Linked DNA regions of Homo sapiens: region 2 is linked to region 1. Evidence: chromatin loops called from intact Hi-C (ENCODE). Cell type or tissue: ascending aorta. All regions are shown on one strand. Links, peaks and the distances in the headings refer to the core of each region. The heading gives the core; the rest is flanking DNA.

The links. A loop is a pair of places that touch in the nucleus more often than their neighbours do. Peaks named below come from ENCODE experiments on the same cell type or tissue, not always from the same donor. Only the 100,000 strongest peaks of a DNase experiment are listed, where the experiment ranks them.
Region 2: it touches region 1 in a loop (2.2-fold over the local background); 1 of 110 quality-filtered maps calls a loop at or near these places.

The regions. Positions count from the first base shown.
Region 1 is chr15:71,271,501-71,286,714 of GRCh38, forward strand. The region is part of intron 6 of THSD4 (thrombospondin type 1 domain containing 4); the gene reads left to right. LOC124903521 (a long non-coding RNA gene) reads left to right here. Exons shown (of 2, transcript XR_007064701.1): 1 at 1-626; 2 at 5,904-15,214. Among named protein-coding and RNA genes, the nearest start is that of THSD4-AS1, 90 kb to the left of the region's middle. In ascending aorta, for the core only: no CTCF peak of the experiment used is centred there; DNase peaks (open chromatin) are centred at 7,731, 8,171 and 8,511; H3K4me3 peaks cover 1,043 bases; H3K27ac peaks cover 4,426 bases.
Region 2 is chr15:71,368,915-71,384,128 of GRCh38, forward strand. All of the region lies in intron 6 of THSD4 (thrombospondin type 1 domain containing 4), which reads left to right. Among named protein-coding and RNA genes, the nearest start is that of THSD4-AS1, 190 kb to the left of the region's middle. In ascending aorta, for the core only: no CTCF peak of the experiment used is centred there; no DNase peak of the experiment used is centred there; H3K27ac peaks cover 365 bases.

The sequences.
Region 1 (15,214 bases), core at 5,469-10,468:
ATAGAACCTTCTGGAATGATGGTAATGTTTTATGTCATGATTGGCATTATATACACATGGGTGTATACAGTTATCAAAATCCATTGAACTATACACTTATGTGCATTTTATTGTATATAATATAAACTATATTTTTAAAACCTTATGATTCTCTTTTCCCTTTTCTCTTTCTTTCTCATTGTCTCACTCTCTGCCTCTCTCTCTCACTCTGTCTCTCCAATTCCTGAAGGAGACTTTTAGAGCTAGTATTAATGTCACATTGTGAACTATTCTAAGGCTTTCTAGTTTCTCTCTTTTATTAGACTCAAAAATGTGTAGTATCAACTATACAACTACTAGGAGAAAACATAGGAGAAACACTACAAGACATCAGTCTAGGGGATGATTTCTTGCATATGACCTCAAAAGCACAGACAAAAGCAAAAATAGACAAATGAGATTATATCAAACTAAAAAGCTTCTGCATAGCAAAAGAAACAATGAATAGAGTGAAAAGACAACCCACAGATTGGGAGAAAATATTTACAAATCATACGTCAGATCAGGGGCTCAAATCCAAAATATGCAAGAAACTGAAACCACTTACTAGCAAGAAAACAACTCTTAAAAATGGGCAAAGGGGCTGGGTGTGGTGGCTCACACCTGTAATCCCAGCACTTTGGGAGGCTGAGGCGGGCAGATCACGAGGTCAGGAATTCGAGACCAGCCTGGCCAACATAGTGAATCCCTGTCTCTAGTAAAAATACAAAAATTAGCCAGGTGTGGTGGCACGCACCTGTAGTCCCAGCTACTCGGGAGGCCAAAGCCGAATTGCTTGAACCCAGGAGGTGGAGGTTACAGTGAGCTGAGACCACACCATTGCACTCCAGCCAGGGGACAAAGTGAGACTCTGTCTCAAAAAAAAAAAAAAAAAAAAAAAAAAAGAAAGAAGTGGGGAGGGAGGGGCAAAGGACCTGAATAGACATTTCTCAAACGAAGACATAAAATAGGCCAACAGGTATATGTTAAAATGCTCGATACCACTAATCAGCAGGGAAATACAAATTAAAACTACAATAAGCTATCATCTCATGCCTGTTAGAATGGCCATTAGAAAAAAGATGAAAGATGGTAAGTGTTGGGAGGCCGAGGCAGGCAGATCACTTAAGGTCAGGAATTCAAAACCAGCTTGGCCACGTAGTGAAGCCCCGTCTCTAGTGAAAACACACAAAAAATTAGCCAGGTGTGGTAGCGCGCGCCTGTAATCCCAGCTACTCAGGAGGCTGAGGCAGGAGAATCACTTGAACCCGGGAGGCGGAGGTGGCAGTGAGCCAAGATCATGCCATTGCACTCCAGCCTGGGTGATAGAATGAGACTCTGTCTCAAAAAGAAAAAAAAAGAAAAAGAAAAATGGTAAGTGTTGGCCAGGATATGGAGAAAGGGGAACCTTTGTCTACCGTTGGTGGGAATGTAAGTTAGAACAGCCATTTTGGAAAACAGTATGGAAGTTTCTCAAAAAAAACTAAAAATAGAGTTACCATCATTCTGCAGTCCCACTTCTGGGTATATAGCCACAGGAATGTAAAGCAGTGTGTTGATGAGACGTCTGCACTTTCATGTTCACTGCAGCGTTATTCACATGCCAAGATATGGAAACAACCTAAGTGCCTATCGACAGCTGAAAGGATTTAAAAATGTGGTCTGTGTACATGAAAGAATACGATTCAGCCTGAAAGAAGAATGAAATTCTGTAATTTGTGACAACATGGGTAAACCTGGAGGGCGTTATGCTATGTGAAATAAGCCAGGCACAGAAAGATGAATATTAGATGATCTCACTTTTATGTGGAATGTAAAAATTTGAACTCAGAAGAAGAGAGTAGAATGGCAGTTACCAGAGGCTGAGGAGGGAGGGAGTGGGTGGTGAAAAGTAAAATGTTGGTCAAAGGGCACAAAATTGCAGTGAGACAGGAGGAAAAAGTTTTGGTGATCTATTGCACAGCAAGGTGACTATAATTAATAATAATGTATATTTCAAAGTTGCTAAAAGAGTAGATTCTAAATGTTCTCACCACAAAGAAATAAGTATGAGGTGAGGGATACGTTAATTAACCATATTTTCTTATTCCACAATGTATACACGTATTGAAACCCCATAAATATATACAAATATTTATCAATCGAAATAAAATTTAAAAATACACAGTATCATTTTGAGACTCATTTAGAATTATAGGGCTTTGCTGGGCGTAGGAATCCTCTAATAGGTCAGAATCCGAGGAAGCAAGCCAGACATCTGTGTTAGTTAGCTTTCTTATTTTGCAAGCAACAGACACCAATTTTGGCTAAGTCAAACACAAAAGGATTTTATCAGGAGGATATCCAATAGCTCAGAGACCCAACAGGAAGTGTGGAGAAGTAGGCTTGGTAAAGGATGGAAACTGGGAAGCCCTGGGCTTCCAGGTGGACAGAACTCACAGTCTCATTAGTGTGCTGCTGCTGCAATGGAAAATTCCAGCAGGTTTCTCCATCTAAGAGTCAAAGTCCTGGTAACAAGGGTTGGATTGGCTTAGCTTAGGCCACATCCCACACCTTGGCCAGGGGGAGCTGGGACACCCTGAGTGACAGTCTCGCCAAGACTACACACAGAGGGGAGAAGTAATTTTCAAATAAGAAATCTAGAAAGAAGGGAAAGTGGATATGGGATGGACAAAAATGATTGGTGTCTGTGACTGAAACTCATGACATGTCAGGGTAGCCACCTGGCTCATCAACTGTCATTTCATCATTCAGCTGGTAGGGCTTCCTGACACCTTTGGGGGAATTGTTGAAATTGAAATGTAACACGCAAGTATCATTCATTCCTCCTTCTTGTTGTGTTTGCATTTCTGAAGATTGTACAGACAAGACCTGTGTAGATCCCCTCTGATCCCAAATGTGATGCTGGTGTAATTCAGGTTGACCAGTGTGTATTTACACAGGCGCATGGGCCACTGCATCATAAGGGGGCATGACCTTAGGATGGGAGTGAGGAATGATTCCCTCCTCCCTGATTCCTATAATCCTGGTTGCTGGTCTAGTTCTTCTCCCACCACTGCTGCCAAGTAGGAGTATATGTGTGAAATGTCTCTGGGACAGGCCTCCTTCTCACACCCACACCATGTTTCTCTCTCTAGCTAAAGAGGAAGGAGAATGCAGGATGGGGCAAATGGTTATTACCTACCTCTGTAAGTCTTTCCACTGGAAAATGTAGGATATGAGAAAGGAAAGATTGAGGGAGAAAATTGCCTCTATTCTAGGGTATTCTAGCAGGTGTAAATGATTCTTTAAAAAGCTGTTTCTTTCCTGGCACTTGAACCCATGTCATTCTGGGTAGTTAGTAAAGAAAAGCCTCAGGGTGTATTTCAACATCTAATGAGCAGATTAGACTAAATAGGAATGATTTTAAGGACTTGAAACCAAGCATAGAGCTTAAACTCACTGCAAAATATTAAATACTGAGACCCGATCCTATTGTTTCTCTCTTCCAAGAACTCAGCTTTCTACAAAGACTGCCTTGCTCAGTTGTCATCGTGTGGCTGGTCGGGGTGTCAGTATTCTAGTGTTCCTACTCAACAGATGCAGGAATAGAGACTCACAGGGGTAGGATGGTCTGCCCTGGGTCACAGAACAACAGAGAAGAATCAGAGTCACCGAGAAGTTACATAAGCACAGCCCACCAAGCTGAGAGCAGCGATTTGCCTGAGGGCCTGCAGAAGAATTTCTCCCTCCATGCATCCAAGCCATGACTGATTCATTTCCTTTAAAAACAAACAAATGTGTTTTTACATCAAGACTACTAAGACTTCTCCAGGAAATCCTGGGTCTCTGTCTTAATCTCTTGTAGCACAGTTCTCTCACTCTCCGAGCAGAGGTCACCATGTTGTAAATTGGTGGGGACATGTCCTGAAGGAGTGGTTGGGACATTTTGTTGTACCTTGCATGGACCTTGAGATATTAGTATCTGGTGCATATCAAGAGGTTTTCAGAGTTAGATTTACAACTACGGTGTGATCAGTGAATATGCAACTTATATTTAAATTACACATTCAGCCCATGCTTTATATATTTATCAGACATTCTCACCCCACTGATACAGTCTGATTTGGCTTGGCTCTGTGTTCCCACCTAAATCTCATCTTGAATTGTAGTTCCCATAATCCCCACCTGTTATGGGAGGGTCCAGGTGGGGATAATTGAATCATGGGGGCAGTTACCCCTTGCTGCTGTTCTCGTGATAGTGAGTTAGTTCTCACGGGATCTGTTGGTTTTATAAGGGGCTTTTCCTCCTTTTGCTTGGTGCATCGCCTTACTGCCACCGTGTGAGGAGGGCTGTGTTTGCTTCCCCTTCTGCGATGATTCTAAGTTTTCTGAGGCCTCCCCAGCCATGCTGAACTGTGAGTCAATTAAACTTCTTTCCTTTGTAAATTACCCAGTCTAGCGTAAGTTTCTATCAGCAGCATGAGAACGGACTAATACACTGTCCTTCCCCCAAAGCTGTTAAACAGCTACCAAACCTGCCAGTCTCCATTTCTTAGAAATTTCTGTGAGAACACTCCATGAATCAGTGGGAGTTGTTTACAAAAGATTAAAAGAAAAATCACTTGTGTAGCTGTAGTCTGAGGTGGGAAGGTGCACCCCTCTTTCCTTTTATCTGGGTAAAATCTGCCTTGGTACATTCTTGTGATGCCACCATGTTTACCCTGGAATAATTATTTATTGCCTAGTTACCCTTTGGAGCCATGTTGAGCACAACATCCAGTGTACCTCTTCGGATATTTTAATACAATCATGTTGTCACCCCGCATCTTCTTTTTGCCAGCCTGCTGAATAATTTTATTTCCTTAAACTGATTTCTGTGCTTTGGGGCTTGCTGTTTATTATCCTGACTCTTCCCTTTAGAGTGTGGTTAATGAGTCATAACGCGCAGGTCTCCTCACCTGTGTGAGCTCTGATGTGCTGGGCTTGGAAACAAGGAATGTTATTGGGATTGATTAGTGATGCCTTGATTGGGCTTGGGAAGGGGGAATGGCTACATCTGTGCTGCCTCTTTGCCAGTTCTATGGTTTTTCAATCTTTCCAATCATGGTTACCTAGGTGCCGATTAATCCTGCTAGTTGCTCGAAAATTTGAGATGAGTCTCTATTCTTTATTAAAGACGATGAGCTTCATAAATGTTTACAATATTTCATTATATTTGACTACAAATGCCTGTATGCATTCTTTAATGGCAGGGAATGATGCAAATAAATATGAACAGGTTATCGTACATTGTCTAAATGTATTCACATTTAAAATGTAAGTAAAAAACAATATGTAGCGGATTGTAATTTTTCAAGAGATGACCTTAGGATGGGTGAAATTGTCAGGGGCTGGCCTGGTTTCCCAGAATAATCCTTTAAATTAAGAATTCTCTCATTGGGGGCAGTGTATCCAGAGGTGGAGGAACTGAATCAAGGATAGTTTTAAAAACTGGATCATCTGATGGCTGTGTATTAAATAGGTTTAATTCTTTTGATTGTATTTCCTGTCTGCATCTGAGGCCGTATCCACTGCAGAATAATAAAATGGAGGTACTGGCAACTATTTGTATTTGAATTCTTCTTCTTCTTTTTTTTTTTTTTGAAACGGAGTTTCACTCTTGTCACCCAGGCTGGAGTGCAGTGGTGCATTCTGGGCTCACTGCAACCTCTGCCTCCCGGGTTCAAGTGATTCTCTTGTCTCAGCCTCCCGAGGAGCTGGGATTACAGGCGCCCGCCACCACGCCCACCTAATGTTTGTATTTGTAGTAGAGACAGGGTTTTACCATGTCGGCTAGGTTGGTCTCAAACTCTCGACCTCAGGTGGTCTGCTCACCTTGGCCTCCCAAAGTGCTGGGATTACAGGTGTGAGCCGCCGTGCCTGGCCTGTATCTGAATTATTGTTTCCAAACCCAGCTGCCTTCAGCCTAAACAGTGGCAAGCACTTGTCATCATATCCTGAAGTCATAGACATAATTATCACACCTCTTAGCTGCAAATCTAGGCTTCACCATCAGTTAACTGTTTGAGGCCCTTTTACTTAGTAACCCAAATACTTGGTAATTGAGTATATGTAGGGATATATTTTTCTTTAAGATTACTACGTGTGACATACATTACCCTGGAATAGAATGCTCTCATTCACAGCCATTTCTGTTTAACGTGGGAGACATTTCTGGGTTTTTGCTTCTCTCTGTCTTTCCTATTCTGTGACTGTCACTGCTCTATTGGAATCACTTTTCTCCTGGTGGTGTCCAGTGATCTTTGGATGGTCCACTGAAGGTAGATACCTCCCAGCCCTTTCTGTGCTGGGACTAAGATGGCACATACAGTATTCTGTAGCTCCCTCTGGCCAAAGCAGAAGCTATCATCACTACCCACTGTGTAAGATTCCTCCTGTACAGCAGCACCCTTCACTGGGTAGTGCTTAGTTTTTAATCTATATTTTTTATTCTTTCTTTTGGATTTCCAAATATAAAAATACCACCACTACTGCCTCCCGCCAGCACTCCGCCTTGTGAGGAAAGCACTGTGTAACTTTGTTGACAAATGTCTGCTTAATTATGTTTAATGATTCAGAAATAAAACAGGGAGAAGTCCCACATTTTAATTTCAAACTAAAGACTGCTAGAAGCCAACAGAATTTTTGTTTGCTTGTTTTTGTTTTGTTTTGCTGAGACAGGGTCTCACTCTGTCACCCAGGCTGGAGTGCAGTGGCATGATCATGGCTCATTGTAGCCCTGATCTCCCTGGGGTCAGTGATCCTCACACCTCAGCCTCCCAAGTAGCTGGGAATACAGCCATGCACTATACATTTTTGTACTTTTTATAGAGACAGGGTTTTGCCATGTTGCCCAGCTGGTCTTGAACTCCTAGGCTCAAGCAATCCACCTGCCTCAACCTGCCCCGATACAGATTTTTAAAATGTAGGTGATTAATAACTCACTTGTAGCTCTGGAGCTGTTCAACAGAAGTTGCAACTCAAGAACGCTATTTAGTAATTAATAAGAAAAGTTTGGGGAAACAAAGTTCTACATTGTGCTCTGCTGATCTTTTTCTTTGAAATCTTACTGCAGATGCTGTTTCTCTGCGGAGGCAAGGAGGAGGACCTTGACTAGTCTCTGATGGGGCAAGGAGTTTGTTCGATTGTGCCAGTCTGAAATATGGCAGGTTAGAGGGGTGGAGAAAGCCAAGTATTGCAGGGGTAAGAAACGCTAGGCAGACAAACCTTGTCACGAGTTTAGTGAGCCCAGAAGTCAACAAATGAGTAGGGGCAAGAAACTGGCAGGGCGACCATAGATTTCATATGGTTATTGGATTAATTTATTTTTGCTTTAAAATTTTATCGAGTGAGCCATAATTTATTGGGCTGAGTTGAGTTTTGTCCAGGGGATTGAAGTTTGGATTTATCCCAGGAAACAGCTTTCATCTAAAGTCATGCTCCAGCAAATTATGCTGATTTTAAACGGAGCAGCCTATTAAAAATAGGTCAGATTTCAACAGGACAGTGGAACGTTTGGTTTGAGGAAACTTTGAGTACATCAGTAACTATTATGAGATGTTCTGCTGTGATCACGTGGCCTGCCTGTCATCAGGAAAGGGAGAAAATGGAGGGGAGGACTCTTACATTCCAGTCAATTCACGTAGCCTCTTGATGCCAAAAATTAGAAAGGGGAAGCATATCAGATGTGTACAGCTCAAATTCCATTTGTACTTAAGGTTACGTAACAGCTCATAGTGTAATAGCTTTGGCCCGTGTCCAGTGAGCCTGTAGATATTGGCGGCTTTGCGTGCTTAAAAGGCCCCCATCAATCAGTCATGATGCCTGGTCCTACACCCAGTTGCCATGTTTGTTTAAGCCGGCTTTGGAGGTTGTATAAATAGTGTTAGCAACCTGCTCTCCCACCCTTGGTGATAAATGGCACCTTTAAAAATCCTTTGGCACATTCTTAGGATGCGAAGGAGTAGAACTGGATCCATTGACATCTTTGGTGGTTATCAGCCTCCTTCTGCATATGTTCTTGTGGCATCTCCAGGAGGGAAGTGTGGAGGGTGCCTGGGGCATCCGTACCGCCCTGGCTTCTTGGGCCTCTGCAGCCTCTGCCTGTCTGAATCAGCTAGTGGAGTATCCTGCCTCGTGGAAACTGGCAAGGGCTGCACAGGGGCTCCCAAATGAAACTGTGACTCAGGACTGGACAAGCGAATTCGAGTTCACACAGAATGGAAAGGTGTACTTTTTCCCCTTTAAAAAAAAAAAACACAAAGATTGCTACAACATGTTGGCATTGATTCATGCAGTCACTTTTTGTTCTGTACAAACAGTGGCCTTGGGGTAGCAGGAAGAGCAATGGGCAAAGGACACAACCTCAGTGCAAAAGCCCTAGCTCCCTTGGACCACAGTTGCATATCTAGAAAATTAAGAAATAACTTCCTCTTGTTGTGAGGTTCCGGCGAGATGCCATGTGTAAAGCACGTGTATCAGTGTTGGACATTCCACTATTGGTGACTGGGTGCCTGCTGTATGCTTATCCTCCAGGTAGAGCTTCCAGGAGCAAGTGGGACTGGGCGTGTGCAGATGTAGGGGAAGGGTGTTCCAGGCAGAGGGAACCACAGAAGCAAAGGTGCTTGGGCAGAAAATACAGGTGTTAGGAAACATCGGCGAGTGTCCTTCCTCTGGAGCAAAGAACTTATAAAGGGGAACAGTGTAGGACGAGGTTGGCCTGGAAGTTTGGGGCCAGATTATAGAGGGCCTCAAACAGGAGGCTAAAGAAACTGGACTGCCTTTTATGGGCAGTGAGGAGTTATTGGGGTTTGTAAGCAGGAGAGTAGTATGATCAGAGCTGAGCTTCAGGAAAATTAATCTGGCAGCAAAATCCTGCAAAACCTCTTTGGAACAAAAGGGGTGAAAATAAATAATTTGAAAATTTGGCAGTCATGTTTTCAAATATGTTCTGAAATGTGTAAGCTATAATATGTATTTTGAAATGATAACATCTTTCTTTTTCTGTTCCTGCACAGCAGCCAAATTCCTTGTTCATTCTTTATTTCTTTTCCTCATTCCCTCCCTCCCTCCCTCTCTCTCTCATTTTTCCTGTGTTTCTGTTTCTTTCATTGTTTCTCCTGGTTTCAGTGTGTCTTCCTTTCTCACTCACCCAGTCCCTCCCTCACTCTTTGCCCTGTTCTGTCTTTCATGGTTAGTGGTGTTTTGGAGGTGTGTCTAAACCGAGCCAGGGACTGCGAGTTCCAGGACAGTCCTTCAAAAAGGTCCATCTGCTGGTTTTTGTGCCCAGCATACCCGCTGTGAATGGACTACATTACTGAAGGCTGTGAAATCACCCAAATTTGATCTTCAACTCTCATCATACAAAGTATCGGTATTTTGAATTTGTAGGTGAATCATTTGTAATTCATGGGGGCAATGTTTCTACAATTGAACTTTCTGGACTCATCACCAAAAGGTTCAGTCAGCTTCTGTAACTTGTGGGTTAGCAAGTGGATTCTATAGATACGCCCCATGTCCCTGCCCAGGCAAACTTAATAAATGTGTTCAGACCTTAGGTGTTCATGGATTTAACTCACAGGTTTGTGATTCTTTGTGGGTTCCCCTGTGGGTCTGTGGCACAGAGTTGGGCTGAGGTATGAATCCGAGAAGTCTACTTTGCAAGACACATGTTATGGAAAAGGGTCATTTATCCTTATTGTTCTGCGCATTCATGCATTTGTAACAATGCTTGTTAATTAAAACATTGTGTTGTGTCTGTGAAAAACAGCCATCAGGTGAGAGCAACATTTAGTGAAATCTGAAAGTAGGGTTAACTTGTAGTGTGAGGCTATGCACAGGAAAACGCATATGGCTCTCCATAGAAATGTGATTCAAGCGAAAGCTGGGAGCCTCTATAAACATTCTTGTATTTGTGGATCTGGGAATTCAAGAAGGTTTCAGATGTATGCCTCAGGAATGTCAAGAGTCTGCTGTATATCCAAATTTACAAAACAGATAAATTATTGAATGACTATTCAGGTTGCAAAACGATTCTTCATTTTATTAAATATTTACTGCACATTTACCCTAGAGAAGTTCTTTAGTAAATATAGTACTTGATTTACAGAAATTCAGTGCGTATGACTGTTTCTGGATATATGTATTGTGTTAAGTGGGATCCTTTCTCCATAGCATGAAGAAATTTTAAGATAATCTTTTCTCCATTTGATAAATGAGTTTGTATATATGAAAGGCACTTGTTCAGTAATTATAGAGTTGGTTTTTTACCATGAGGAATTTTGTATCTTAGATGACTAATTTTCAAAACTGATAAAAAATGTTCCTATTTGTCGTGTTCAGCCATCAGCAGTTTCACTGTCCTTTGGCTTTGGCTCATGTAGTATAACCATTAAAACCCTGACTCTGATGTTCACCTGCTCCGGGACTAAAGGCCTCAGATTCCCCATTAGGGAAAGGAGGATAATAGTAGTATCCCCCTCAAAGGTTTGGGAGAAGATTAAATGAAATAGTTCCTACACCTGACACCTGGTATGGGCTCAATAAATGTTAGCTATTATTACTATTTACTGTTATTTTTCTAGTCCCAAAGATGAGGTCAGCTAACTTATGCTGAGTAATATTTTATTTCCAAAGGAGTGTTTTTTATTCAACTTTTCACATTTTGATTTTGTTCTCTCTGTGGACTATTGCGCATTTTCCCAAATGAGGAATGTTTGGCATCTCACTTAAACCGTGGCGTCCAGCAGTCACAGGAAATGCTGCCTTATTTGGTGCTTGGATTAAAAGTGTTCTCAGAGTTCACTGATTTATATCCCTGTCCAGCTGTACCATAACCTGGTATAGTTGTAAGAAATAAAATTTAAAAAAGGAAGAAATAGGAAAAAAGAAGACAAGGAGATGTGTTACTTGTTTGTAAATGTGAGGTTGATCCTGTAGCTGTCAACAGTCCTGTTTCTAGGGGTAGCCATTGCTTGTCCAGTGCTGCCTTGGTTCCGACATATCCTAGCTAAGCTCTGCTCCTTGACTTTGACGGTCCACATAGGCCAACACCCACAGTTAACCCACACTTACTTTCCCACCATTCCACTTTACACTCTACCAAGCACTTCACTCTGAACTTGCTCATGTAGTGACTTCTGCTAGGATTCCTGCCAGTGCTGTTCATTTACCCAGATTCTATCTAATCTTCAGGGTCCAACTCAAAGCTTACCAGATCCATGAAGGCATCCCCAACTACCTGACTCCTCACTGATTTCTTCCTTATTCAACTTGCGTATCCTTTTCAGCCTGGGCCCTATAACAGAGTACCCTATTTTAATTAATTGTAGTCACAATAATACTTACAAACATGCACATAAAGTTCTCTAGCCCCCAGAGGATTTTCATGTATATTATTTCTTTGACCTGTGAGGTGGGCAGGTTAGATTTTTTTTTTTTTTTTTTTTTGAGACGGAGTTTTGCACTGTCACCCAGGCTGGAGTGCAGTGGCACAATCTCGGCTCACTGCAGCCTCCACCTCCCGGGTTCAAACGATTCTTCTGCCTCAGCCTCCCGAGTAGCTGGGACTACAGGCGCGTGCCACCACACCCGGTTAATGTTTTGTATTTTTAGTAGAGACGGGGTTTCACTGTGTTAGCCGGGATGGTCTCCATCTCCTGATGTCACGATCCGCCAGCCTCGGCCTCCCAAAGTGCTGGGATTACAGGCGTGAGCCATCGCGCCCGGCCAGGTCAGATCTTTGTAACTCTGTTGTATACAGTTGCTTGGTCAAGCTCATATGGCCAATGAGACTAAGAACTTGAACACACCAAGTCTACCAGCCCTGTTGCTCACATATGGTTTTACGTCACTTATTTCTTGAATGTTAATATTAAATGTTAATATTATCTCCTTAAGTAGTCTGTAGTATTTTTGATGTTGAGAGAGATGTCTTTTACTTCAGAACCTGTTAATGGCGTTTGACCCTGAACCCAGCTCATTAAAGACTTGGTCCCTAATAGTAGTAATGTTTATTGAATATTTACTATGTGGCAGGCAGTGTGCTGGGCTGCTTTACAAGAAGCATCTCACACAGTCCTCCGAGCACTTCTGTAAGACAAAGGACATTATTAAGTTTAGGTTTAGGGAGGTTTAGCAACTTGCTAAGATCAGATAGATCCAACAGCTAGTAAGCGGCTTTAACTCATCACAAAGATTGGTCATCATGGGAAATTTTTTGCCCTATTTTTAAAATTCATATTTCTACATAGCTTAAAAGTGGAAGGTATCGTTGACAGTGGGCTGCATTGCTGGGTTTGGGGGCAAGGGGAAGATCTGCTCTGTTGAGAGCTCAATGCCCAGGGATGGTAAATGGAGACTCTGGTGGGGGAGGGAAAGAGCTAGCCCTTTGTCCTGTTGGGATTCTTTACTTTAGAAAAGAGCAGCCTTATGTATCTCTTGCCAGAATTTCACATTTTAGTTGGATTAAATTATGTCAGTACCATCATATTCTACTTAAACAAGAGGTACAATGCCTTTTCTCTTAAGTGTCCTTAGCTCTAGACTCGAATGGATGAGAACCCTGGAAATGTGGCCCCAAGTAGTACAAAGAAAGACTAGAGATGTCTACACATTCTTATGAATGCGTGTGGGATTTTCATTGTGCACAGTAGTGTATGCCTGTTTGTCTTAATAGAAAAATGCTTTTATATTCCTTGCTATTGAGGAAAAAAGATATGATTTTTGGATATTTTAAAAATTGGGTTGATAAAAAGAGTGCTAATGCTACATTATAATAAGTTCTGGGTCCAGGCAGCCTCTCTCTCTTTGTTGGTGTTATATATTGAGAACAGAAATTCATACACATAAGTGTTGGGGCATTCCACACAGGGAGATATTCAGCATGTTGCCAAAGAAGTGGTTCCATGCTACATTTTCAGGCATAGGAATTACATATAGGAATTTCGGTAGGTATTTCTTCATGCTGAGAAGCCAAGTTACTTCTATAATATCATGGACCCAAAGTGTTTCTGATTTCAGTAACGACAACTGTTGCTCTTTATTTTGACCCATGTAAATAATTATCTTGTCTTCACATGTAAATAACCTAACTCAAAGACTTACAGACCTCTGGATCTGAGCTCTTCATGAAAAACTCTCAAACCTTTTCATATTAGCTCTTCTTTGCAATGGTGGGTTTCAGCTATGAAAGAAAAAAGTTTCCTAAATAAGTCAATTTCTGAATAATAAAATAATTCATTGTATCCAGGTCTTTACTTTTGTGTTTTGAGAACATTTGTTTTCTCATTAAAAAAAAACAATTCAACAGTAAGTTTAAGAACACTAGTCATGACCTACCCAGTCCTTCCCCCTCCCCATAGCTAGTATTCGAGTGGATAAATAAAGCAAGCTTTCCTAGGAGGCACTTTTTATTGCAATGTTTCTACAAACTAATATTCAACCACTGTCTGCATTGACTCGTTTCTTTTTTTGAGTGTGTTGTTCTCTACTGAAGCTGTCTGTGCCTTCACCAGCCTCTGTCCAGGCTGCTATTCTCAATTTTAACCATCCGCTCTACATCTTCAGAGATGTAAGTACCATTCTTACTATGAATGGAATGGAATAATAATACTTGATTAAATATTACTCCATTAAATAATTTACAGCTAAGCATTTTGCACACTAATAAGCCTTCACAAATAATATTATAAACAGAACAAGCAAAGATCATTAAATGGACTCATCACTAATATAAAGCCTCCCAGCCAACTGGAAGGTCCTGTGACTATTCCTTCACTTGTGTCTGTTGAGTAGTTTAAAATGTGTTGTTTGGTGGTATTATTGATTTTTGGCTTGGCTGTCTCTTTTTGCTCCAAACCAGGATAGTTTGTGTCTACATGACAGGGCTTCACCAAATGTTCTCATGAATTGCGCTTCACCTCCTAAAGTGTTTCTGAAACTAACTCCAAATAAAATTTCAAGCAACTAAGTACTTCACTAATTGTTTTCCAATGAATTGTTCCAAACCCCAACTTTTCTCTTTTATTAAAAAACAGCCGGGTGTGGTGGCTCATGCCTGTAATCCCAGCACTTTGGGAGGCCAAGGTGGGTGGATCACTAGGTCAGGAGATTGAGACCAGTCTGGCCAATATGGTAAAACCCTGTCTCTACTAAAAATACAAAAATTAGCTGGGCGTAGTGGTGTGCACCTGTAGTCCCAGCTATTCAGGAGACTGAGGCAGAAGAATTGCTTGAACCTGGGAGGCAGAGGTTGCAGTGAGCCGAAATTGTGCTACTGCACTCCAGCCTGGGTGACAGAGCGAGACTCCGTCTCAAAAAAAAAAAAAAAAAAAAAAAAAAAAAAAATTCTAGTGATTTTTCTTTAAAAATGTGCGTAGTTTCTTTATTAATATCATTGCAAGAATTTTTTTTTTCATTCAGCTAATACTCAGGTTTTTTTCTACCAATTTTTTCAAAGTGAGGTTTAGGCGCATTTATATATCCACAGTGATAAACACTTTATTTGATGTATTTGTTCTACGCATCTTAGATTGTGACCAGTTTACTCTAAGTTGGGTTTGGGGTCATGCTTTTACTGTTGTTGTTACTATTACTGTTATCTGTTATCAATTTTATTTTTAACTTTTAAGTTCAGAGATACATGTGCAGGATGTGTAGGTTTGTTACATAGCTAAATGTGCGTCATGGGGGTTTGTTGTACAGATTACTTCATCACCCAGGTATTAAGCCTAGGATCCATTAGTTATTTTTCCTGATTCTCTTCCTCCTCCCACCCTCTGCCCTTCCATAGGCCCCTGTGTATGGTGTTCCCCTCTATGTATCCATGTGTTCTCATAATTTAGCTCCCACTTATAAGTGAGAACATGCAGTATTTGGTTTTCTGTTCCTGTGTTAGTTTGCTAAAAATGGCCTGCAGCTCCATCCATGTCCCTGCAAAGCACATGATCTTGTTCTTTTTTGGCTGCATAGTATTCCATGGTGTGTATGTACCACATTTTCTTTAGTCAGTCTATCCTTGATGGGCATTTGGGTTCCATGGCTTTGCTATTGTGAATAGTGCTGCAATGAACATATGCATGCATGTGTCTTTATAACAGAACGATTTACATTCCTTTGGCTATATACCCAGTAATGGGATTGCTGGGTCGAATGGTATTTCTGACTTTAGGTCTTT
Region 2 (15,214 bases), core at 5,835-10,834, 98 kb after region 1:
GAGCATGGAATGTTCTTCCATTTGTTTGTGTCCTCTTTTATTTTGTTGAGCAGTGGTTTGTAGTTCTCCTTGAAGAGGTCCTTCACATCCCTTGTAAGTTGGATTCCTAGGTATTTTATTCTTTTTGAAGCAATTGTGAATGGGAGTTCACTCATGATTTGGCTCTCTGTCTGTTATTGGTGTATAAGAATGCTTGTGATTTTTGCACATTGATTTTGTATCCTAAGACTTTGCTGAAGTTGCTTATCAGCTTAAGGAGATTTTGGGCTGTGACAATGGGGTTTTCTAAATATACAATCATGTCATCTGCAAACAGGAACAATTTGACTTCCTCTTTTCCTAATTCAATACCCTTTATTTCTTTCTCCTGCCTGATTGCCCTGGCCAGAACTTCCAACACTATGTTGAATAGGAGTGGTGAGAGAGGGCATCCCTGTCTTGTGCCAGTTTTCAAAGGGAAAGCTTCCAGTTTTTGCCCATTCAGTCTGATATTGGCTGTGGGATTGTCATGGATAGCTCTTATTATTTTGAGATACGTCCCATCAATACCGAATTTATTGAGAGTTTTTAGCATGAAGGGCTGTTGAATTTTGTCAAAGGCCTTTTCTGCATCTATTGAGATAATCATGTGGTTTTTGTCGTTGGTTCTGTTTATATGCTGGATTATGTTTATTGATTTGTGTATGTTGAACCAGCCTTGCATCCCAGGGATGAAGCCCACTTGATCATGGTGGATAAGCTTTTTGATGTGCTGCTGGATTTGGTTTGCCAGTATTTTATTGAGGATTTTTGCATCAATGTTCATCAAGGATATTGGTCTAAAATTCTCTTTTTGTTGTGTCTCTGTCAGGCTTTGGTATCGGGATGATGCTGGCCTCATAAAATGAGTTAGGGAGGATTCCCTCTTTTTCTATTGATTGGAATAGTTTCAGAAGGAATGGTACCAGTTCCTCCTTGTACCTCTGGTAGAATTCGGCTGTGAATCCGTCTGGTCCTGGAGTTTTTTTTGGTTAGTAGGCTATTACTTAGTGCCTCAATTTCAGAGCTTGTTATTGGTCTATTTAGGGATTCAACTTCTTCCTGGTTTAGTCTTGTGAGGGTGTATGTGTCGAGGAATTTATCCATTTCTTCTAGATTTTCTAGTTTTTTTGTGTAGAGGTGTTTATAGTGTTCTGTGGTGGTAGTTTGTATTTCTGTGGGATCAGCGGTGATATCCCCCTTTATCATTTTTCATTGTGTCTATTTGATTCTTCTCTCTTTTCTTCTTTATTAGTATTGCTAGTGGTCTATCAATTTTGTTGATCTTTTCAAAAAACCAGCTCCTGGATTCATTGATTTTTGAAGGGTTTTTTATGTCTCTATCTCCTTCAGTTCTGCTCTGATCTTAGTTATTTCTTGCCTTCTGCTAGCTTTTGAATGTGTTTGCTCTTGCTTCTCTAGTTCTTTTAATTGTGATGTTAGGGTGTCAATTTTAGATCTTTCCTCCTTTCTCTTGTGGGCATTTAGTGCTATAAATTTCCCTCTACATACTGCTTTAAATGTGTCCCAGAGATTTTGGTACGTTGTGTCTTTGTTCTCATTGGTTTCAAAGAATATCTTTATTTCTGTCTTCATTTCATTATGTACCCAGTAGTCATTCAGGAGCAGGTTGTTCAGTTTCCATGTAGTTGAGCGGTTTTGAGTGAGTTTCTTAATCCTGAGTTCTGGTTTGATTGCACTGTGGTCTGACAGACAGTTTGTTATAATTTCTGTTCTTTTACATTTGCTGAGGAGTGCTTTACTTCAACTATGTGGTCAATTTTAGAATAAGTGCAATGTGGTGCTGAGAAGAATGTATATTCTGTTGATTTGGGGTGGAGAGTTCTGTAGATGTCTATTAGGTCCACTTGGTGCAGAGCTGAGTTCAATTCCTGGATATCCTTGTTAACTTTGTCTCGTCGATCTGTCTGATGTTGACAGTGGGGTGTTAAAGTCTCCCATTATTATTGTGTGGGAGTCTAAGTCTCTTTGTAAGTCTCTAAGGACTTGCTTTATGAATCTGGTTGCTCCTGTATTGGGTGCATATATATTTAGGGTAGTTAGCTCTTCTTGTTGAATTGATCCCTTTACCATTATGTAATGGCCTTCTTTGTCTCTTTTGATCTTTGTGGTTTAAAGTCTGTTTTATCAGAGACTAGGATTGCAACCCCTGCCTTTTTTTGTTTTCCATTTGCTTGGTAGATCTTCCTCCATCCCTTTATTTTGAGCCTATGTGTGTCTTAGCACATGAGATGGGTCTCCTGAATACAGCACACTGATGGGTCTTGACTCTTTATCCAGTTTGCCAGTTTGTGTCTTTTAATTGTAGCATTTAGCCCATTTACATTTAAGGTTAATATTGTTATGTATGAATTTGATCCTGTCATTATGATGTTAGCTGGTTATTTTGCTCGTTAGTTGATGCAGTTTCTTCCTAGCATCGATGGTCTTTACATTTTGGCATGTTTTTGCAGTGGCTGGTGCTGGTTGTTCCTTTCCATGTTTAGTGCTTCCTTCAGGAGCTCTTTTAGGGCAGGCCTGGTGGTGACAAAATCTCTCAGCATTTGCTTGTCTGTAAAGGATTTTATTTCTCCTTGGCTTATGAAGCTTAGTTTGGCTGGATATGAAATTCTAGGTTGAAAATTCTTTTCTTTAAGAATGTTGAATATGGACCCCCACTGACTTCTGGCTTGTAGAGTTTCTGCCAAGAGATCCACTGTTAGTCTGATGGGCTTCCCTTTGTGGGTAAACCGACCTTTCTCTCTGGCTGCCCTTAACATTTTTTCCTTCCTTTCAACTTTGGTGAATCTGACAATTATGTGTCTTGGAGTTGCTCTTCTCGAGGAGTATCTTTGTGGCATTCTCTGTATTTCCTGAATTTGAATGTTGGCCTGCCTTGCTAGGTTGGGGAAGTTCTTCTGGATAATATACTGCAGAGTGTTTTCCAACTTGGTTCCATTCTCCCCATCACTTTCAGGTACACCAGTCAGATGTATATCTGGTCTTTTCACATAGTCCCATATTTCTTGGAGGCTTTGTTCATTTCTTTTTACTCTTTTTTCTCTAAACTTCTCTTCTCGCTTCATTTCATTCATTTGATCTTCAGTCACTGATAACCTTTCTTCCAGTTGATCGAATTGGTTACTGAAGCTTGTGCATTCGTCACGTAGTTCTTGTGCCATGGTTTTCAGCTCCATCAGGTCATTTAAGGACTTCTCTGCACTGGTTATTCTAGTTAGCCATTTGTCTAATCTTTTTTCAAGGTTTTTAGCTTCTTTGTAATGGGTTCGAACTTCCTTCTTTAGTTCAGAGAAGTTTGATCGTCTGAAGCCTTCTTCTCTCAACTTGTCAAAGTCATTCTCCATCCAGCTTTGTTCCGTTGCTGGCGAGGAGCTGCTTTCCTTTGGAGGGGGAGAGGCACTCTGATTTTTAGAAGTTTCAGCTTTTCTGCTCTGTTTTTTCCCCATCTTTGTGGTTTCATCTACTTTTGGTCTTTGATGATGGTGACGTACAGATGGGGTTTTGGTGTGGATGTCCTTTCTGTTTGTTAGTTTTCCTTCTAACAGTCAGTACCCTCAGCTGCAGGTCTGTTGGAGTTTGCTGGATGTCCACTGCAGACCCTGTTTGCCTGGGTATCAGCAGTGGAGGCTGCAAAACAGCAAATATTGCTGAACAGCAAATGTTGCTGCCTGATTGTTCCTCTGGAAGCTTCGTCTCAGAGGGGTACCTGGCCGTGTAAGGTCAGTGTGCCCCTACCGGGGGGTGCCTCCCAGTTAGGCTACTCGGGGGTCAGGGACCCACTTGAGGGGGCAGTCTGCCCGTTCTCACATCTCAAACTCCGTACTAGGAGAACCACTACTCTCTTGAAAGCTGTCAGACAGGGACATTTAAGTCTGCAGAGGTTTCTGCCGCCTTTTGTTCAGCTATGCCCTGCCTGCAGAGGTGGAGTCTACAGAGGCAGGCAGGCCTCCTTGAGCTGCGGTGGGCTCCACCCAGTTCCAGCTTCCTGGCTGCTTTGTTTACCTACTCAAGCCTCAGCAATGGCGGGCGCCCCTCCCGCAGGCTAGGCCCTCTTTCTTGTTATCTCTTTTCAATCTTGCAACAACCTCCTTTCAGAGAGAAGAAAATCGAGAGATTCTAAGACTGGTCTAAAAATATTCAGATAGCATTAGGGTTGGGGTTGGAAACAGTTTATCTAAATAGTTCATAATTTCAGTCTTAACTGCCTCTTTAATCAAAAAGTTATTTAGAAGAATGCCTATAACTGCAAGTGGATGGATTAAAAATAATTCTTAATAATTTCTAGTTTTATTGCTTTTTGGGTCAGAAATATAGCCCTGAATAAGTCTGAACTTTTAAAATGTAGTGAATTTTGTATTATGGTCTAATACACAGGCAGTTTTAGTGGCTGTTTCATGAGTCTTTGAAAAGACTGTTATTTCCTTTCTTTATTGGGTGCCGAGTTCTCTGGCTTTCTCCTAACTTGAACTTACATGACTCCTATTTTAGGGTCTAATACACAGGATATCCCGGTGGCTGAAACAAAGACATTTTGGAGGTGCTTATGACTCAAATAGCAAATCATCATTGAAACACATTGACATACCTCAAACCCAACTATATTTTTGGGATCTTTTCTGGATCCATAAGATCTGGTGGTGAAGCTTTCCTTCAGCTTCTAAAAGACAGCTTCGAATGGTGGTCAGGAAACTCGAGTTCTTGGCCCTACTCTGCCACTGACTTGCTCCTGTCCAAATTGCCTCTCCATGAGCTACAAGGGTCCAGGCAGATGTTGTCAAAGTCCATTCTGCTTCCAAAATCTGTGACTCTGTGTGGTGGGACTCTGGCTTTTCATCCTGAAGGTCACAGGCAGTTCACGAAAGACAGTGTTCCCGTTGAGAGTGAGTGAGTGTTTCTTGGAGAAAGCATTATATACACACAAATGCTGCATGATGGTCCCTGAGAATTAAAAATCATTACTTTAAAAATTCTGAAACTGCTTGTCTGCAATCAGTTGTAAAGTCACTAGGACAACCCTTCCCTCAGGATGTTATGTGAACACTGGACTGAATTCAACTACAAAATAAGTCAAGAGGGTAGACCTGGAATGATATGCAAAATGCTGGCTTGTATTTTCTTGTGTGGAACAGCTGAGCATGGGCTGGGTGATGTTTGTCCTCTTCCAAAGTGATGCAAACACATGTTTCTAGTGCTCAGTACTACAGTCCTTCTGCCCTGATGTCCTTGACTGTGGAGTGGTAGAAACTCTCAAATGGGGGATGCAGAGGGAAGTGTACCTTTCTTTGCAAAGCACTCAGTTCATTTTCTTCATTTCAAATGTACCATGAAGTCGATATCTTCATTATTTCACTCATTTCCCATCTGTCGAGCACTCAGTATGCATCAGGGTGTGCTATCTTCTGGGGAGACAGAGCTGGATAAGAGAGAGATCAGCAAGTGAGTATCTGTTACTTCTTATCCCATCTAAAGTGGCACATGAGCTAACCACATGCTATATATGAATAATTGGATGCAATAAGAAGGGGATGTGGTAAGAAAATGTTCATCTAAATATCCAAATCAGAAAGTGGTGGTTCTAGGGGAAGGAGTGAAGTTCTACCAGTTCTGCTGTTAGAAAGGCTGCCTCTACCTCATCAGAGCTCTGGGTCTCCCTCCAGCTTCTTCAGAGGCTGCATTGAGGAATGAATCTTGAGGGTGAGCAATGGCCCTGACCTTCAGACTTTGAATTCTAGGAAAGAAGTTGCTTGCAGGAATGACCTCAGCCTAATCACTTGAAATTAAGGCAGCAAAGGAAAACGCCCAATCTCTGTTTATAAATGTGCAAAACAATTTGCTAGACAAGGCTATTACTCAAGCAAGAGACTATTCACAGATGGTGGCTTGGGCTGGGTAGACACAAAGGCTAGGACAGCAGACCATTAATCACCATGCACAGACGTGCTGCTTGGTAAAAGTGAGCCTCCCAGACTAAGAAAGGGTGTACTGTAGGGGCTTAATGTGGAATCACCTGTCCTGCGGGTATTTAGAGAAATCCTCACAGCCACAGAAATCCCCAGAAGCCCACAGAAGGGATTTCAGACAAATCCACATCTCCTCACACTCCCTTTTCCCCATTTCCCCCACTTCCTAAATGTAGAACAATTCCAGGATGTTGCAAATGTATGCATTCACTTAATAAAAACTGCATGTCTGCCAGGGACCGAGCACCACGAGGATTGTGTACACTAAAGATGATCTTTTCATCCAAGTATGTTACAGTTTACATGGAGAGATGAGGCAGAGTATGTGCATGTGGACACATATGTGTGCGAAAGGGAAATAGCCCAAGACAGTGATGTTTTCTCCCTCTTCCTGACAACTTCTCTCCATCTTCATCTCAACCTCATTGGTGCTTTCCTCTGAGCAGCCTTTTCTGACCTTCCAAGACCGAGTTGGATGCTCTGGTTCTGTGTTCTCATCGCTGCCTATGCTTCTCCCCTCCCATCACTTTCACACTGAATTGTAATTGCCTGTTCAGTTGTTTGGGTCACTCTTCCCCAGCCCCCTACTGTGTCTTTTTTGGGAGCAGGGACTTTGCCTGTCTGTGTTACTCCTGGCACAATACATGTTTGTTGACAGATTCCACAAGCAGTATTGATGATGTCCTCTGTGAGTGGAGTTGGAAGGGGTCATTTGAAGCCCAGGAGAAGGGGTTCCAGCCAGCCTTGAAAGATAAGTTAAGAACAAGAGGAGAGAGGATGTGGTTTTATCTAGTGCAGTGGTTCTCAAAGTGCGGTCCCTGGACCAAAAGCATCAGCATCACCTGGGAACTTGTTAGGAATGCAAATTCGGGCCTCACTCCCAAATTTGCTTTCACATTCCATTGCATTCCACACCTACTAAATCAGAGGCTCTGGAGGAGGACCCTGGCAATCTGGGTTTTAATAAACCCTCCAGGTGATTATGGTGAACTTCAAAGTTTGAGAACAACTGACCTAGCACTTTTCTACTATGACTCTGTATTATTTATCACTGAGACCAATGTACTGTCACATACCGACTAGGCCCTACCTGCGACTTTGTGATTATGCATAACAAATAGAGTTTGTCTCCTGCTACTTGCAGTTGATTAATGGCGAGAGTTCTTATGCAAGAGATTCTGAGACCATGACTGTGCCCAAGGTGAAAGAGTGCCAGAATTGATTAGTAATGTCTGTCATGGGTGCAGGAGGAGGAGTACTCACATCCTTTGCTCACACCTCTTGCATGTGCTGTCTCTGACTGGAGCCAATCCTGAATGTATGTAGGACAAGATGAAGGCAGTGCTCAGGTCTGAGGGCCTGGCTGCAGGCTCTCTTCTGATCTTCATGCTCTGAATTTTTAGGACCCAGCCTCCTTCCTTATGCCCTAGTTTAGATGTCCTGTTTCTTGACACTGTTCTTACCATGATTGAGTCTCCCACACCAGTCCCATACTCACCTCCTTCATACCACCACTCTTCTGGGTCTTGATTGATAGTTTGCCCTGTCACTGTTTGGCCAGACCACCAACCCTTGTTCTGACTTGCAACCTTTTTCTGGCCATTCTGTGGTTGGGTCAGATCATTTGGATCTCCCCTGGGACACACATAATTCTGATCTGCCCTGAGAAAAACAAATCTTTCCCCCTTGCTCCCATTTGCAAACTCTTTGCCCAAACCAGGCCAACTTATGTTCACAGACTCCTAGTCTCTGCTGTCTCCTCAACCTGTGCTAGTTATCCAAGAAAGGGATCCCAGGTGATGGGACCAGTATAAGCAAAGGCATGAGGTCAGAATATGAAAAATATGATTAGGTCTGTAAGTAGATCAGTCTGGCTGGGTTAAGAACTCATGCCGAGACATATTGGATTGAAACATCAGCAAACAATTGGTAAGATCAGATTTTGAGGGTCTCAATCCCCCAGCTCTGGAGCTTAAACTTCATGCCCTAGGAGGGAGCTACCAAAGGCTCTGGGTTGGGGAAGGTGGTGACACCTTAAGGAGATGCTGTACGAATACTCACCTAGCAGGTGTGTGCAGGGTGATGTGCAGGGAGGGACCAAAAGGAGGTGGCCACAGTTATCTGGGCCTGATGTGGCACTGATTGTGGGAAGAGGAAAGAAATGGACGTGAGAAAGGAATTCTGGAGACACTCCCAGGAGGGAATCAATGTGGCAGGATGGCTGATTTCATGAAGGGGGTAAAGGACAGAGAAGAGTCAAGGTGACTGGAATAACATCAAACCTGACACAAAGAGGGATGCCCAGTGGGGAAGAACAGATGTGAGAGGAAGTTGAGGACTTGAAATTAACACTAAATGAGTTTGAGGTGAAAGCAGGGAATCCTGGTGGGAATGCTGAGCAGGTGAATGGAAATCCAGGACCACAGGCAGTATGTGGGCTAGGATCAACAGGAATGTGGGTGTTCCCCATCCTAGGAGACAGCAGGAAAGGGGAGAGGGGAGGAAGGAGCTGTGGACTCTGAGCCATGACCCTTGGGGAATGTCTGCATCGGGGTGGAGAAAAAAGTAGAATCAGGGAAGGAACAACCCCAGGGGAAGGGAACCAGGGGGCTGTAGTGACAGGGATGCAAAGGGACAAGAGGACATTGAAGAGAAGGTGGTCGTCTGCAGTGTTAGTGCTACAGGGAGGATAAGGAGAAAGAGGGCGGGCGTGATGAGGCCTGCCTGTGGGTTTAGAGACAACACCCAGGGTGCAGTGGGCCATTCTGTTTCAGGGCAGCTATTCGGGACCTAAGCTAACCGTGTATCTCCAGGGAAACTCTTTTGCTGACAAGGTTGCAGGTCATCCTGGGCCTGAGAACTTTGTGATATACAGAAGTCATTCTTTAAAGTCCTGTTCTTTCCTGCTTGTGATCACACTCTTGCCTTCTTCTCTATTCCCGGACATATCCACAACACACACACACACACACACACACACACACACACACACACACACACAATTTCCTTCAGTGACTCTTCTGAAAGCCAACCTGAAAATAGCAGAACATAAATTGTCCTGCCATTTTCCACCTACTTATAGGCTTAGTTGTTCAAGGCTAGCTACTGAGATGTCGGGAAGAAATTATCTGCCTTGTACAGTTGTTCAGGTTGTGCACTGCACAGGGTACTGCATCTAAGGGGATAGCATTTACGTTGTAGATATCTTTATTTTGATTTTTTTCATATTTTATTATAACTATTGATTCTAAAGATTAGTGATGTGTATATTTATTAGAACAACTTTCTGGCAGGTAACAGTAAAGTGGCTTTTTCTAATAATATCAATACATCATACAGTTTTCTATCGGGTCAAAATAAAGATGCTGAGAAAGGGATGCCTTCACTATTCTTGTAAAGGCATGATGAAAGTGGCCTGGAGAGCTCCCACCAGATGAATGAGGGGTGGAGGCTTTTGTGAGTAGATGGCTAGCCAGCTTCTTTCCAGGTGTGGACCATCAGAATGGGCACTGGTTGATTCATTCTAATTGAACAATCAATTACCAACCACTTGTTGTGTGAGAAGACCTCTGTCTAGGCTATGAGAAAGACAAGGTCCCATCATCCTTGAGGAATTCAGAATTTCAATGAGAACACAGGTAGGAAAACAATGTAATGCAGTAATTGCATATATAAAGTACCAGGGGATGCTTCGTCCTGCCAGTTGCACTGTTCCACTCCATTATGCTTTAGTTTTTTTAGTGGAATAAGCTTAAATATTAGCCATAATTAAAGCATATTTTTTAATGAATATTTTATGGTTGAGAGTCACTGCTTAATAAACCTAATTCTTTCTTCTAGGTATAAGAAGGTAATGTTGTTGTCATTATTGTTTTTTGTTATTTTTTTGAGGCAGGGTCTCACTCTGTTGCCCAGGCTGCAGTACAGTGGTGTGCTCATGGCTCACTGCAGCCTGGAACTCCGGAGCTCAAAGGATCCTCCTGCCTCGGCCTCTTGAGTAGCTGGGACTACAGTTGCATGCCACAATGCTGGGCTAATCTTTTTATTTTATGTAGAGACAGGGTCTCACTATGTTGCCTAGGCTGGTCTTGAACTCCTGGGCTCAAACAATCCTCCTCTGTTGGCCTCCCAAAGCGCTGGGATTATAGGCATGAGCCACCATGCCCGGCCAGAGGGTAACTTGTTTTAAGCCAGTTGTTGAGATCAAAAGCTTTTTAAGGCTTCTGCTCCAGGATTAGGTAGCACTGGTGTGTGTGGGTGGGGAGGGTTTCTTTAGCTTTTCTCATTTTCTCATTGTTAAAGTACATCTTAGCTGTTGGTTACAGAGAACAAGGAAAGGTCATCCTACCCATCTTTTCAGTTCTAAGGGGATTCTGGTTCTCTTAGGTTTACATGGCTATTGTTTTCTTATAGTCAGCTGTTGTCATATCTAACTTGTCCTTCGCCAGCCCTCCATTCCTAAGAGGACAGTTTTCCTTCCAACCTCTGACTCCATTAAGTTTGTAGTTTATGACAAATTACTGAAGCAAATGGCTTCTTTTTTTTTTTTTTTTTTTTTTTTTTGAGATGGAGTCTTGCTCTATCGCCCAGGCTGGAGTGCAGTGGTGCGATCTCGGCTTACTGCAAGCTCCGCCTCCAGGGTTCACGCCATTCTCCTGCCTCAGCCTCCCAAGTAGCTGGGACTACAGGTGCCCACCACCATGCCCGGCTAATTTTTTGTATTTTTAGTAGAGACAGGGTTTCACCGTGTTAGCCAGGATGGTCTCAATCTCCTGACCCCGTGATCCACCCGCCTCGGCCTCCCAAAGTGCTGGGATTACAGGCGTGAGCCACCGCGCCCGGCCACAAATGGCTTCTTTACACATGTATGTGTTTATTTGCTGACCTTTGTTGTTGTTGTTGTTGTTTAAAAAAAAACTTCAGACAAATTAAATTTAACAGAATTTAATTGAATGATTCACAAATGGAGTAGCCCTTGGAACCAGAACAGGTTCAGAAAGACCAGGGCTGCTACATGGCTGAATAATATTTATGGACACAAAAAGGGGAGTGAGATACAGAAAACAGAAGTGAGGTACAGAGAAAGCTGGACTGGTTAAAGCTTGGAGTTTGCCTTATAGCCACCTGTGATTAACTGAAGGTTGTCTGCTGTGACCGGCTGAGACTCAGCTACTTATTACAAAGGCAAATTCCAAAGTTAGGTTTTCATTTTTGTTTACGTACTAAGTTGGTTGCAGTTATGTAAGGACTCAAGTATGCAAGTACAGAGGCTTTCTCAAGCCAAATTTAGTTGAATTTAACAATTCCCTTCTTCTTTTGGTCAGCCTCTGACCAAATTTTGAGAGATTGATCAAAACTTTGGGCATTGGTGCCACTCTCTGTCGTCATCATAAAAGGACTTATTTGGTCTCAGTACAGAACTCATAACTCTTATTTGGTCACAGTATGGAATTCACAAGTCACAATGTCATGTCATCAGTTGAATAATTTTTTATATTCTTGCTAATCTAGTCAAAATGAAACCGTTTGATGCTCAATGAATGGCTGCATACAAATATTTAAGACTTGAGAGGGTACAACACACCCAGGAGACGACTGTGATCACTATCAAGAGAATAGTATCAAAAGACCAAAGTACACTCCTTAACAAGAGCCCATACAGACCAATCTAAATCAAACAAACCAAACTTCTGGAACTTGAGGCAGTTCAATAATAGCTGAGTCTAACTGATCATAGCCCCTGTTTTGGTTTTGATGGCAATCAAGGGACCCTATCTTGTTGCAAAATAGTCTGACTCAAAGAGGTATCCATCTTGGTAGTGAGCCTGGCAACACATGTCATAGCAATCTGGAGACACAGTAGAAGAAACACAGATTGGAAACTTTGAAAAGCCAAGCTTGCCACCCACCACTTAGGATGCCTCCAAACCAACTGTTAGCTGCTTCCGTAAGCATATTATATTATGCATTCCTTTCCCTTTCTCTTATGGGAAAGGAACACATAATATGTTTATTGCCGTCCCATTGAGGGTGGCAATTTAATGTCGTCCCTCTGTAAATGTTCAAATGGCCCATCAGGTAGTGGAAATGCACCACCTAAAGTTTTGATTGTCTTCCTAGGATTATGGGCTTGACAAGCCAAACATTGGTTGTAGACCATTTTAGCAAGCTTAGAATAGTCACCACACTAATATTTTTCATTATTTATATCATTTTGCCTACTGCTTGATGAGTTACAGAGTGCAGAACTTGTAATAAGGGAAACTTTAAGGACTCAGGAAGGGCCCCAGGGCCTCCATGAGTCCACACTTTACACTGACTTTGCATCCTTTTAAATATCAATTTTGTTTTCCAATTCAGGTACTTAGCACCATTTATTAAATAGATTGCCATAGGTAATTTAATTTGGATCAATCTTATGAAGTTCATTCAAATTGCATATCTTAACAATTTTAGTATTGGCTGACTTAATATAAAAACCTGCCAAAGCATTTCCTTGGTGTTAATATTTAATTAAGTTTTGCTCTGGCTTGATGTTGGGCTAGCAGTTTTATAAAGACAGTCAGTTTCTTCCTAAGCATTCTGGGAATTATTACCCTTCCATTGGAATTATCTTAAGGTTGTCAGAAACCTGTACTTGTCAGAGTCCTTTCCATCCTTTCCATGAACCTCCTTGGACACAAAGCACTTTTGGATTATCGATAGTTGACTGTGGATGACAAAAGACTTAACATGTCCAGTTAAAAATCTAATGAGAATTCATTATAATCAGCAATTGAAAAGAAAATTTGGTTATTTCTGTAGCATAGAACATTTTAACATAACTGAAATTATGACTGCTGCCGTATTAGATTTTTAGTAATCCCACACAATTTTTGGAACAGTCATCTTAATATCATATCCATAAAAGTAATTTAAATGTTAAACATTATTTCTTATTTGACAATGCTTCCCATATAGTTAACATATCAAGTAAGTCTACTCAGTTTAATATCTCTTTTTTTAAAAGGTGAGAGATACATCCTTTGCGATTTTCCAGGGGCCCTACTGAGAAATCACAAAGTTAATTCAAGATCAAAAAGAATTAATTTAGATTTGATTTGGGGAAGTTTGTCAAAAATGTCAAAAAGTTTAAAACACTTAAATATGACCTTGGTTATGTATTTAATCAAGATGACAATAAGGTATTTTAAGGACAAATACAGAAGTTTACATAGTTGTAGGAAAAATCTTAACTTTTTAATAGAGAAGACCCAGTTTTCTTTAGTAATCAAAGACCTAAGAAAGACAACATGAAGGACAGGAAAGTGTTTCGGTAAAACACAGAATTTTTATTTTCTGGGCCAAATGCCTAAAAGGTAAAGAAAAACCTTTCACGATTTCCTATTAAGAGCAGAAGCCAATACTCCAAGAAAACGTTCTTCTTTTAACAGAGAGGACCAAATGCTAGTTTTGCATCAGTGTACTTTTGCTATTAGCACTCAATTTTAGAAAAACAATTTCCTTCTAATTTTAGCCAACTTGATCACATATAAAATTCCTTTTATAATACGCATCTTCCACAAACCTTCTACATCTTATCCATTTAGTTTTATCCAGTCATTCTTTTCTTCCTTCATTCCTTCTGAAACCACCTCCAAACTAGATAAGACTACTCTTCCTTAACAATATAACACATCCTCATGCCTTTCTTATAACTTTCCTCACCAAAAACACATCTTACTTTTACTGTTTCCCTTATTATATCTAGTTTTAATTACCTTATATTTATTAGAATTTTAAACTATTAACTTTAATTTCTCATGGAATAAATAATTTTGAAGGGAGATGATACCATTTTATAATTTTTAGAAATGTATTTTCTCATAACACAATTTTTTATGTTTCCTAATAGACCCAAATATATTTAGCTTCTCTATACTGTATTAAAAAATGCAGAAGTATATATACTCTAAACCTATGTCCAGCAATTAATGTTCCAGTATTTTAACTTACTTAGACATTTAATAAGTATCTATTACTTAATGTAACATGACTTTAAGACATTAAGTTACTGGAAAATAACTTTGAAACAATGAATTTTGAAACAAGTTTATCCCATCCTAACAAGGGGTTGGGGTTGAGTCAAGGGACCCTTCCCCCCATCATTGTTTTTTTAAATTAACCTGTTAGATTATTGCCCTAAGTGATTTCTAGTTTGCTTATTATAATTTCTGTCTTCCTACTTTTTGAATTTCTCCAAATTGCTGTAAATAGAGGAAACTGGTTTTGGACCCTGTAATTTTGGGGGACCAGCAGGGGTCCCCCTCGTCTGTCCAGCCTTTGGTAGATTTGGCCTTTGTTTTAACCTCAGAAGTCTGTTTGACTTATCCCCTTTTATCATAAGCATCTAATGATTTTTTTCCTAAATTTGCATTTCCAAAGTGATGGCTTAAGCAAAGCTAGGTAGAACATTTATATCTCAAAGGCACGGAACTGAGACTTAAGGCTTGAATACCATCATTTGCCCAAATCAAGAAAGAAGGTCATACTTTAAGGCCTACTTAAGGCAAAATGGCCACTGTGATATTGTGATATATTGCGATATAAATTTAAACCAGTGTCTTTTCCATTTTGAGAGTTTCAAATGACTGGATCCTTCCTCTGTTCCTGGTACAGAGAGGCTGACAACTTTACGAATGTGGATTTTTTTTAATTGATGTAAATTTCTTTTACAAAAGGATTTCAAAATAGCCAGCTAAATGCCAGAAAAGTGTATAGTCGGCCCTCTGTATCTGCTTCTGCATCCATGGATTCCACCAACCATGGATCGAAAACATTCAGGAAGAAAAAAACAATACAATCGTAAAGAGTCATACAAATAAAAATACAGGATAACAATCATTTACATAACATTCACATTGTGTTAGGTATTATAAGTAATGTAGAAATGATTTCAAGTATACAAGAGGATGTACGTAGTTTATATAATACGCCGTTTTACATAGGAGACTTGATCATCTGCAGATTTTACATCTGCAGGAAGTCCTGAACTAATCCCCTGTGGATATTGAGGAATGACTGTATTTGAGAGACCAATTTAGTTCAATAGGTGGTCTCTTTGCAACTTAGCTTCTGTTTCTTAGCTAAAATTACTAATTCAGGGCAGAGCTCATTAACAAATAGGGCAAAGAAACTATTTTGTGGCCGGGCGCGGTGGCTCACGCCTGTAATCC